2 separate regions of the Homo sapiens genome follow, and region 1 is linked to region 2. Evidence: read pairs that join two places in POLR2A ChIA-PET (ENCODE). Cell type or tissue: GM12878. All regions are shown on one strand. Links, peaks and the distances in the headings refer to the core of each region. The heading gives the core; the rest is flanking DNA. Region 1 has its middle 5.4 kb from the start of MIR3925. Region 2 holds the start of C6orf89 (chromosome 6 open reading frame 89).

Region 1 (2,500 bases), core at 1-2,500, 260 kb after region 2:
TATGCCCAGAGCTGAATGACGTAAAAATCCCCAGAAAAACAAGAGGCCGCCCTGGTGCTGGTCTCACTTCCTCTGTTCCACTCCTGTTTCCTCCTTTTTTTTTTTTTTTTTTTTTTGGAGACAAAGTCTCACTCTGTCGCCCAGGCTGGAGTGCAGTGGCGTGACCTTGGCTCACTGCAACCTTCATCTCCCGGGTTCAAGTGATTCTCCTGCCTCAGCCTCCAGAGTAGCTGGGATTACAGGCATGCACCACCACACCTGGCTAATTTTGGTTTTTTCTTTGCTTGTTTCTTTGTTGTTGTTTTGTTTTGTTTTTTGAGATGAAGTCTCACTCTGTTGCCCAGGCTGGAGTGCAGTGGTGCGATCTTGGCTCACTGCAGCCTCTACCTCCTAGGTTCAAGTGATTCTCCTGCCTCAGCCTCCCGAGTAGCTGGGATTACAGGCATGCACCACCATGTCTGGCTAATTTTGTTGTTGTTGTTGTTGTTGTTGTTGCTGTTTTCTTTTTTTGAGACAAAGTCTCACTCTGTTGCCCAAGCTGGAGTACAGTGGTGCCATCTCAGCTCACTGCAACCTCCACCTCCTGCATTCAAGTGATTCTCCTGCCTCAGCCTCCCAAGTAGCTGAGACTATAGGCACGTGCCACCATGCCCAGCTAATTTCTGTATTTTCAGTAGAGACGGGGTTTCACTATGTTGGCCAGGCTGGTCTTGAACTCCTGACCTGGTGATCTGCCCGCCTTGGCCTCCCAAAGTGCTGGGATTACAGGCGTGAGCCACCATGCCCGGCCTAATTTTGTACTTTTAGTAGAGACGGGGTTTCTCCATGTTGGTCAGGCTGGTCTCAAACTCCCGACCTCAGGTGATCCACCCGCCTCGGCCTCCCAAAGTGCTGAGATTACAGGCATGAGCCACTGTGCCCAGCCCTGTTTCCTCCTGTATCCTGTCCTCTCCCTTGGCATAGCTGGCCTTGGCCACAGCTCCTAACTCAGCAAATGCCAGGTCCCCACCCTCCTCCACCATTCTGCCTGAGCTCCCATACTGAAAGCGAAAGGAGGCGGTGGAACAGAAAGAAAAAAATAATAAAACCACTGAAAGAGAAGAAACAGCTGGCAGAATATTGGAAAGATTCCCAGGTGGGAATTCCCAGCCCTCAAGGCCTATGTCAGCCAGGCTGAGGAAGTTCTTGAAGAGCAATCTTGAAATCAGCTCTTGACATCGTTCCCAGCTCATGGGAGCACCTAACCCCTTGTCCCTGCCTTGGCCCGGAGGGAGGTATGTGCCTGAAGTTGGAGTTGAATTTTGAGGGACAGAGCAGAGCTAGGGTGGGAGGGAGAGGGTAGGGCAGGGGGTACTCTGGGGAAGAATGGACCCTGGTGGGTAGGGTCACAAGGTGCCTGAGGGTCCAGGCCCTTCTGGGCTTCCAGGGGACAAGGCCTTTCCCCCCAAGGCAGTGCACAGTGAAAAGGAGGCTTGGCAAAGCCATGTGCCCAATGGTATGTGTGAAGGTGTGGGGAGGGGCACTCTAAGAGGCTGAACTGACAGCAGCCAAAAAATAAAGTTGGCTACTCTTACCTAAGGCACGGTGAGATCCTATATCCATTCAGGAAACATGGAGGAAAACTGGAAGAGGCTGGAACAGAGGTCTGGCTTGTGCTTGTGGGAGTCTGGATCAGGTGTGGCAGTGATGGGCAGACAGGGAGACAAGAGCAGTGGTGTCACCTGTGTAAAAGTGTGGCTCTGGCCATGCAAGGGGTCTGCAGACTGGCCACCAAGGGGCTGGTGTCGGAATTTCTCAAAAAGAAATGTGGGCCAGGCACAGTGGCTCACGCCTGTAATCCCAGCACCTTCGGAAGCCAAGGCAGGCAGATCACTTGAGGTCAGGAGTTCGAGACCAGCCTGGCCAACGTGATGAAACCCTGTGTCCACCAAAAATACAAAATTAGCCAGGTGTGGTGGTGCACCTGTAATCCCAGCCACTTGGGAGGCTGAGGCAGGAGAATCACTTGAAACCAGGAGGCGGAGGTTGCAGTGAACCGAGATTGTACCACTGCGCTCCAGCCTGGGTGACAGAGTGAGACTCCATCTCAAAGAAAAAAGAAATGTGAAGGGCCCTGCCATGAAGAGAAGGGAAGAGGGGACAGGTGTGGGTTAGAGTGGCGGATGGGAGTGGGTGTACAACTCATCTAAACACCAAGTTTGGGGATCGGCTGAGGGAATCTGGACAGAAGGCCTGAGCACTATGCAAAGCATCATCACATCATCTGGCTGAGCCTGTGAGCCCCAGAAAGGCCCTCTCACTCCTCATGAATTTCAGTGAATAAAAACAAAAAGCCTAACCCATGGTGAACTGGTAATCAGTCCACTTTGACCAGGGAGGAAATGATTTCTGCCAAGTTCACTAATTCCTGTTAAGATATGACCTGAGAAATGTTCCAAGCCCTATACTGATTCTTCTCTGTCTTCACTCTTTTTCTCCTCCCGAGTGAGGCCCCATATCC
Region 2 (7,786 bases), core at 2,493-4,992:
GAGGCAGGAGAATGGCGTGACCCCAGGAGACAGAGCTTGCAGTGAGCAGAGATTGCCCCACTGCACTCCAGACTGGGCGACAGAGCGAGACTCCGTCTCAAAAAAAAAAAAAAATTCAAACATAAGGTCATTACTATGCATCAAGCATGAGAGGATTGAGTGAAATCGGCTGAGGCTTGATGGCAATCCACTTACCTGCAGAAAGTAGTTCCAACTCTGGCCAAAGTGAGCTTTGCTACAGGGGGAAGTTCTGAAGAGTTAGCCTGATTCTAACAGTGGCATAGACCTGCAAGGGCACAGGCAGGATCACTAGTGGAGTTATTAGGATCAAAGTATCATGCACCACCTCGGATATGCTAAGTTGCCAGAACTGTTAGGAGTGGAGCTCAGGTGTGTACGCTTTCAAGCCTCTTCTCTGCTGATTAAAGGCACACACCCCCAATTAAGAGACACTACTTTACAACAATAGTTCTCAGGGTAATTCTGCTCCAAAGGGGACATTTGGCAATGTCTGAAGACATTTTTGATTATCAAAACTGGACAGGAGTTGGGCACAGCAGCACATGCCTATAGTTCCAGCTACTCGGGAGGCTGAGGCAGGAGGATCACTTGAGGCCAGAAGTTAGAGGCTCAGTGAGTTACGATCACGCCTGTGAACAGCAACTGCACTCCCGGCTGGGCAACACAGGGAGGCTCCAGCTCTTTTAAAAAAATTAAAAATCAACAAACTGGAGGGGTACTATTAGCATCTGGTGGGTAAAGACTAAACATCCTGCAATGCACAGGAGAACCTCCTCCTACCCCTCCTCAAAACGAGGTCAAGAAACCTTGCTTTCAAGAGAGGCCTGTCGGAGGTAAGCCAGGGAGTTGTTTCACTTCTGGAGTACTTCAGAAATAGGAGGAGACAACTGAGAGCTCTGATGAGATGTTCTCCACAATTCCTTCTGGGTCTCTGCCTATGAAGAAACAGGGTAGAGGCATATCTGACAGAAAAACTCTGATAGAACTTACCAATACAAATGTTTCTTTAAAGCAGAAAAGAAGTTAAGAGAAATGTAAACTTCTCTTTTGCCCTGTTTAACAGAGAACTAATTCCTCTATAGAGATAAGTAAGTCCTGAACACTGATATGCCATTACCCTGGACGTTCTGTTTTCTGAAGAGCTATGCCAGCGAGGTAACTCTAGGATAGAAAACTGATTCATCTAGTTAAAGCACAAAAGGGGAAACAGTACAGTTCAAAAGAAAGTTTCAAAAGTCCATCAAGATACATCCCAATCTTCAACACTAGGAGCTATATCCAGAGTAAATTAAATTTTCTTTTTTCTCTACTTGGCTCTTTAATATTACACTACCCATGAAGTATGGTATCCATTCTTTAGTGTTATGAATATATTCCATTCTATTTTATCCAGTGATCCCATTAATTAAATATATGTTCTAGTAAAGAAAAAGTGCTCCTTCAACCATTGTGGAAGACAGTGTGGTGATTCCTCAAGGATCTAGAACTAGAAATACCATTTGACCCAGCCATCCCATTACTGGGTATATACCCAAAGGATTATAAATCATGCTGCTATAAAGACACATGCACACATATGTTTATTGTGGCACTATTCACAAATAGCAAAGACTTGGAACCAACCCAAATGTCCATCAATGATAGACTGGATTAAGAAAATGTGGCACATATACACCATGGAATACTATGCAGCCACAAAAAAGGATGAGTTCATGTCCTTTATAGGGACATGGATGAAGCTGGAAACCATCATTTTGAGCAAACTATCGCAAGGACAGAAAACCAAACACCGTATGTTCTCACTCATAGGTGGGAATTGAATAATGAGAACACTTGGACACAGGAAGGGCAACATCACACACTGGGGCCTGTAGTGGGGTAGGGGAGTGGGGAGGGATAGCATTAGGAGATATACCTAATGTAAATGACGAGTTAATAGGTGCAGCACACCAACATGGCACACATATACATATGTAACAAACCTACACGTTGTGCACATGTACCCTAAAACTTAAAGTATAATAATAATAAAAAGAAAAAGTGCTTCTTAGATTATAATAAGAACCACTACAAAGAAACAAACATCAATTAAAAGGAAAAATAACTGATAAAACATTGAAATGATTAATACGATTTAAAAGAGTAATAACTTAAAACTACAATAAATGCTTAAAATTTACAATCAAGGTACAGGCAGGGCACAGTGGCTCACACTTGTAATCCCAAAACTTTGGGAGGTTGAGGCGGGTGGATCACTTGGGGCCAGGAGCTGGAGATCAGCCTGGCCAACATAACATAGCAAAACCCTGTCTCTACTAAAAATACAAAAATTAGCCAGGCATGGTGACGCATGCCTATAATCCCAGCTACTCGGGAGGCTGAGGCATGAGAATCACTTGAACCTGGGAGGTGGAGGTTGCAGTGAGCAGAGATCACATCATGGCACCCCAGCCTGAGCAACAGACTGAGACTCTGTGTCAAAAGAATAAAATTTTTTTTTTAAATGTAGTATATACATACAATGGAATATTATTCAGCCTTAAAAAAGAAAGAAATCCTGCTATTTGTAACAATACGGATGGACCTGGAGGACATTATGCTAAGTGAAATAAGCCAGACACAGAAAGATAAATACTACATGATACCACTTGTGCGATTAATCTAAAATAGCTAAACTCATAGAAGCAAAGAACAGAATGGTGGTTGCAGGAGGCTGCAGGCAGGGGGAAACAGGGAGGTACTGGGCAAAGAATACAAAGTTTCAGTTATACAAGATGAATAACTCCTAGAGACCTACTATACAGCACAGTGCCCAGAGTTAACAATACTGTATTGTATATTTAAAAATATGCTAAGAAGGTAGGTCTTATGTTAAGTGTTCTTATTGCTAATAGTAATAATAAGTAAGAAGGCAGGAGGAAACTTGAAGGTGATGGATAGGTTGATGGCATGGATCATGGTGATGGTTTCACAAGGGCATACTTATGTCCAAATTCATCAAGCTGTACACATTAAATGTGTAAAGCTTTTTGTACAAAAATAGTACAATGAACACCTGGATATCCTTCATTTAGATTTACCAGTTGTTTACATTTGGCTATATTTTCTTTCTGTTTTTACCAGAACTACTTGAAAGTTATTTGCAACACATTATAAAATCATTTCTAAATATTTCAACATGCATCTCCTAAGAATAACGACGTTATTCTACACACAACCATTGGCATTATTGCCATACCCATTAAAATGAGTAATCTCTTAATATTACCTAATATTCAGTCTATAGTCAAGTTTCCTTAACTATCAAATTTTTTTAAAAAGATCATATAGCTATTTAAAAATCCAGGATCCAACCAATGACCACACATTGAATTTGGCTGCCATGCCTCTCTTTAATCTACTTAACTTCAGAACAAGTCCCCAGTGTGTGGTTTTTCTTTTTTTTTTTGTTTTTGTTTTTTGGTCTTTTAGGACATTGACATACTTGAAGAAGTCTTCACATTTTTAAGCTTACCTCTACTTGCTTCCATCCTCACCCTTTCCAGTTTCTACTATCAGAAAAATGCCATAATAGTTCCTTTCTAAGTTTCTGGTACTCTCTCCCTCCCTCCCTTCAGAGGAAAGCTCCTTTGGGGGTTGGGGGGAGAAAGTAACACACTTTCTTGTTTCTCAGGTTTCCATTCATTTATTAACCTGTTGAAATCATATTTCTGCCTCCTCACTCCACCGACATTGCTTTCACTGAGGCCACAAATGGCTTTCTAAACGCCAAGTTCGAAGGACGTTTTTTTCAGTTATTACCTTATCTGACCTCTCTGCAGCAGCTGCTGTTGCTACCCCATTATCTATCTCCCTCAAGTGTACTCAAACCTTAACATAATTCTCTCGTTCTCTGCTGGTATCCACCAGTTATCCTTGACCTTCTTATTCCCTCCAACACTTTGACCACCAGCTATTGGTGATTCCCAAATCTCTTCTCCAGTCTACAACTCTCTCTAGGGTTCAAGACCCATTTATCTACCTGCCTACCAGACACGGTGATCCAAGTTTCCCATAGCTCCCTGTATGTAATGTGTCTATAACCCAACTTACTGTTTTCCCCTTCAACTCATTCCTCCCACTGCACCTCTTTTCTTAATGGAAACACTAATCCTCCAAATTTAAAAACTATTCTCCTCCTACCTCACTCCCACCAATGAAACTATCACTAAGTCCTCTTGATTCAGCCTCCTATATAATTCTCACATTCATCCCTTCCTCTCTACATTAACAGCACAGTTAAGGTCTTCAACATCTCTCCTATGGACCATCACAAAGATGTAGTTAATCTCTATACTTCCAGTTCTCCTCTTCCCCAATCCATTCTCTACCTTGTCCAGTTTTTTATTTTTATTTTCTGAGACAGGGTCTCACTCTTCGCTCAGGCTGGAGTGCAGTGACATGATCTCAGCTCACTGCAACCTCTGTCTCCTGGCTTCAAGAGATTCTCGTGCCTCAGCCTCTGGAGTAGCTGGGAGTACAGGCACGCGCCACCACACTCAGCTAATTTTTGTATTTTTCTGGTAAAAAATGGGTTTCACCATGTTGGCCAGGCTGGTCTTGAACTCCTGACCTCAAGTGATCCACCCACCTTAGCCTCCCAAAGTGCTAGGATTACAAGCGTGAGCCGCTGCACTCGGCCACTTATTTTTTTGAAACACAAATTGGCTCATGCTAAGCACCTTCCAAGACTCCCCATCCTCTGCAGGAGCAGTTTAGCATGGTGACTAAGAACACAGATACTGGAGTTGGAAAAAGCTGGATGCAAATTCTAGATTTTACCACTTACTGTGTGGCCATGAGACACTACTCATCCTCTCTAAGCCTCAGTTTTCATGTATAAAATGGGGATAATTATTTCTACCCCACAATGTTTTATTTCAGAGAATTATAAAATGATGTAACACATTTGTTCCAATAGCCAGACAAATTAAATACCTAATAACAATCATTTTAAGATAAAGTCCTAAGTCAAGCATGGTGGTTCATGCCTGTAATCCCAACACTGGGAGGCTGAGGTGGGAGGACTGCTTGAGCCCAGGACTTCCAAGACCAGCCTGGGTAACATAGCAAGACCCTGTATCTACAAAAAAAATAAAAATAAAAATTGGCCGAGTGTGGTGGTGCCTGCCTGTAGTCCCAGCTACTTGGGAAGCAGAGGTGAGGGGTAGCTTGAGCCCAGGAGTTCGAGGCTGCAGTGAACCGTAATAGCACCACTGTACTCCAACCTGGGTGATGGAATGAGATTCCTGTCTTTTTTAAAAGATAAAGTCCAAATTACTTACCATGGCCCTTTATGATCTGGTCACTGCCTACCTGTTCAGTTTCATTTCCCATCAATCCTTCTTCACATTCTACACTGTCATACTATTTCACATCTTTTTGCTTTTGCATACACAATTTCCTCTGCCTAAAAAGCCTAGTCTCCAGTGCTTTGTCCAATAAGTGAACTCTTTAAGACTCTGACCTCAGTTTTTGTCCTATGCACCTCTAGGGCTTGGCATTACATCTATTTTCCTGTCTACCTCCCACCCTAAATAGTGTTTCTTGAAAGCAGAGATAAATGGAGAAAACACAAAAAACTAAGAACAGACGTGGGAATTCACCTCAGATGTGGAATCAGATCAATGTTGAACAAATTTATAGAAAGGACCTAAAATTATCATTCCGAACTAATTGAATGTAACTCGTGGCTCATGGTTTATTCATTTTATGTTTTATTATTTTATTCATTTTTAAAAATGCAGAGGTCGGGAGCCTGAGGCAGGAGAATGGTGTGAACCGGGGAGGCGGAGCTTGCAGTGAGCAGAGATCACGCCACTGCACTCCAGCCTGGGCGACAGTGTGAGACTCCGTCTCAAAAAAAAAAAAACAAAAAAACGCAGAGGTAGCAACAATGTGATGAGGGTTTAAGGTTAGCAGGTTAGGAATCTAGCATTTGGACATTGTTTCTGGTGTGTGGAGTAGCTGTGGAGGAACAGGTATTCAAAGCAGGTCTTGAAAAATGCCTCAGTCCAAGGCAGAAAAGGTCTGACAGAAACAGGACCTCTTTCTGGTATGCAAGTTGGGCTACATGAACCTTTAGTCAAAACTTCAATGTAGCAGAATTGAATTTATTAGTTATTATTTTAAAGGCATGTTATTCCCTAGAGGGAAATTTTGACAACCCAAATTCAAATGAACGAATTTATTAAGGGAGAGACGTCTATAGAAGATCCCACCACAGGAACTACCAAATGAGCCATCAGAAAAGTCAGAATACTAAGTATCTGGAAGTAGTCTCTATTATAAAGTGATTTATGACTAAATACTTTAAAAGAAACATATTTGCGAATACAAAGGCTATGAGGGCTCTGAGACTAGAAAGTGTGGCCTGCACGGTTAACAGTCTTAAAATACTACAAAACACGACGCAGGCAAATTTCCTTCTACTAAGAGGTGATTACAAACAACTATTTTACTTGTGTCAAGAAACCAAGTCATATTTCTTTCTGAAATCCAAGATGCCAGGTTTATCACATACCAAGTACACATTTAAAGAAAAAAAATTATTGCCCCCTAACGATTATTAGAAAAAGATCTTTCAGAAGGGGGTGGGGAATCTACTCTTAATTTCTTAAAAATTCCGTCAAAAGGGCAGAAATCTGGACTTCATTAGCAACGCTCAAGTTATGGACACTGCTGTGATGCCTGAGAACCAAGTTCAAGCAAGGTCCACCTCGTTTTGCTCTCCCCGGCGGAGTCAAAGAAAGTGACAGATGTCTTAAGGGAGTCGACCCCGGGGGAGCTGCCAGGGGATGCTGTCAGTCTACAAAACTGGAGAGACTGAGAAAAGGGATCCGCGCTGGGATAGAGGGTGGTAGCAGCGGCGAGAAGCGGCTGCGCGAGGATGTCAGAGACGGGCGCGGCGAGGCTGTCACAGGGCGGCCTCCCCCCACCCAGCCTCGGGCCCCAGTCACTCACATGCGGGGCTCGCGCCCCTCGGGCTCCTCCCGCCTCGGGGACAGCTGCCGCCGGGCGAGGAGGATGGGCAACTTCCTGTTTCCGGGAGCGCGACCCGGAAGCAACCCCCCACTCCTGGGCGAGGCCTTGTACCCTAGAGTAATTCCTCCTCTCGTCCAGCGCTTCCGCCCAAAACAGAACACTCAGTGTCGTGGCGAGCGCGGGACCTCTCGCGATATCTGGAGAGTGTAGGTTCTTGCTCCCCCTGGCGTCCTTCTTCCGTTCTGGCTCTTTTCGCCCCAGTCCTAAATCCTTGTCTTCCTAATTTACCTGGACTGGCTCACACAGACTTCATAGCTGAACTGATCCATAGAACAAGCATTTACTGAGTCCCCTACTATGTGCCAGGCAGCATGTTAGGCATTAAGGGATGGGAGTGGAAGGGAAATGTAAATGAAGAGCAGCCCCTTCCTTCTGGAAGCTACTACTCTTGAGAAAGACGAACAAATCCCTCCAGTTTTCACTCAGCCCACTCATTAGTGAGAGCTTACTCTGTTGATAAAAGAAAAACTTAAGCCGAATTAAGTATAAAGGAGTTTAATTGAGCAATGGAAGATTCACGAATCAGGCAACCCCCAGAATCACAGCAGATTCACAGACTCCCAGGGTGCCTCATGGTCAGAACAAATTTATAGATAAAAAAGGCAAAGTGAGGCACAGGAATCGGAAGTAAGGTACAGAAACAGTGAGGTTGGTTACAGCTCGGTGTTTGCCTGATTTGAAC

What was found. Peaks named below come from ENCODE experiments on the same cell type or tissue, not always from the same donor. Only the 100,000 strongest peaks of a DNase experiment are listed, where the experiment ranks them.
Region 1: POLR2A ChIA-PET joins it to region 2 with 8 read pairs; 2 of 35 experiments call an interaction of 5 or more read pairs at or near these places.

The regions. Positions count from the first base shown.
Region 1 is chr6:36,626,631-36,629,130 of GRCh38, reverse strand. No RefSeq gene overlaps it. Among named protein-coding and RNA genes, the nearest start is that of MIR3925, 5.4 kb to the right of the region's middle. In GM12878, for the core only: no CTCF peak of the experiment used is centred there; a DNase peak (open chromatin) is centred at 1,140; H3K27ac peaks cover 1,560 bases.
Region 2 is chr6:36,885,266-36,893,051 of GRCh38, reverse strand. It overlaps C6orf89 (chromosome 6 open reading frame 89), which reads right to left and starts at 7,100. Exons shown (of 9, transcript NM_001286635.2): 1 at 7,024-7,100. RefSeq lists a silencer at 6,861-7,040 and an enhancer at 7,261-7,340. In GM12878, for the core only: no CTCF peak of the experiment used is centred there; no DNase peak of the experiment used is centred there.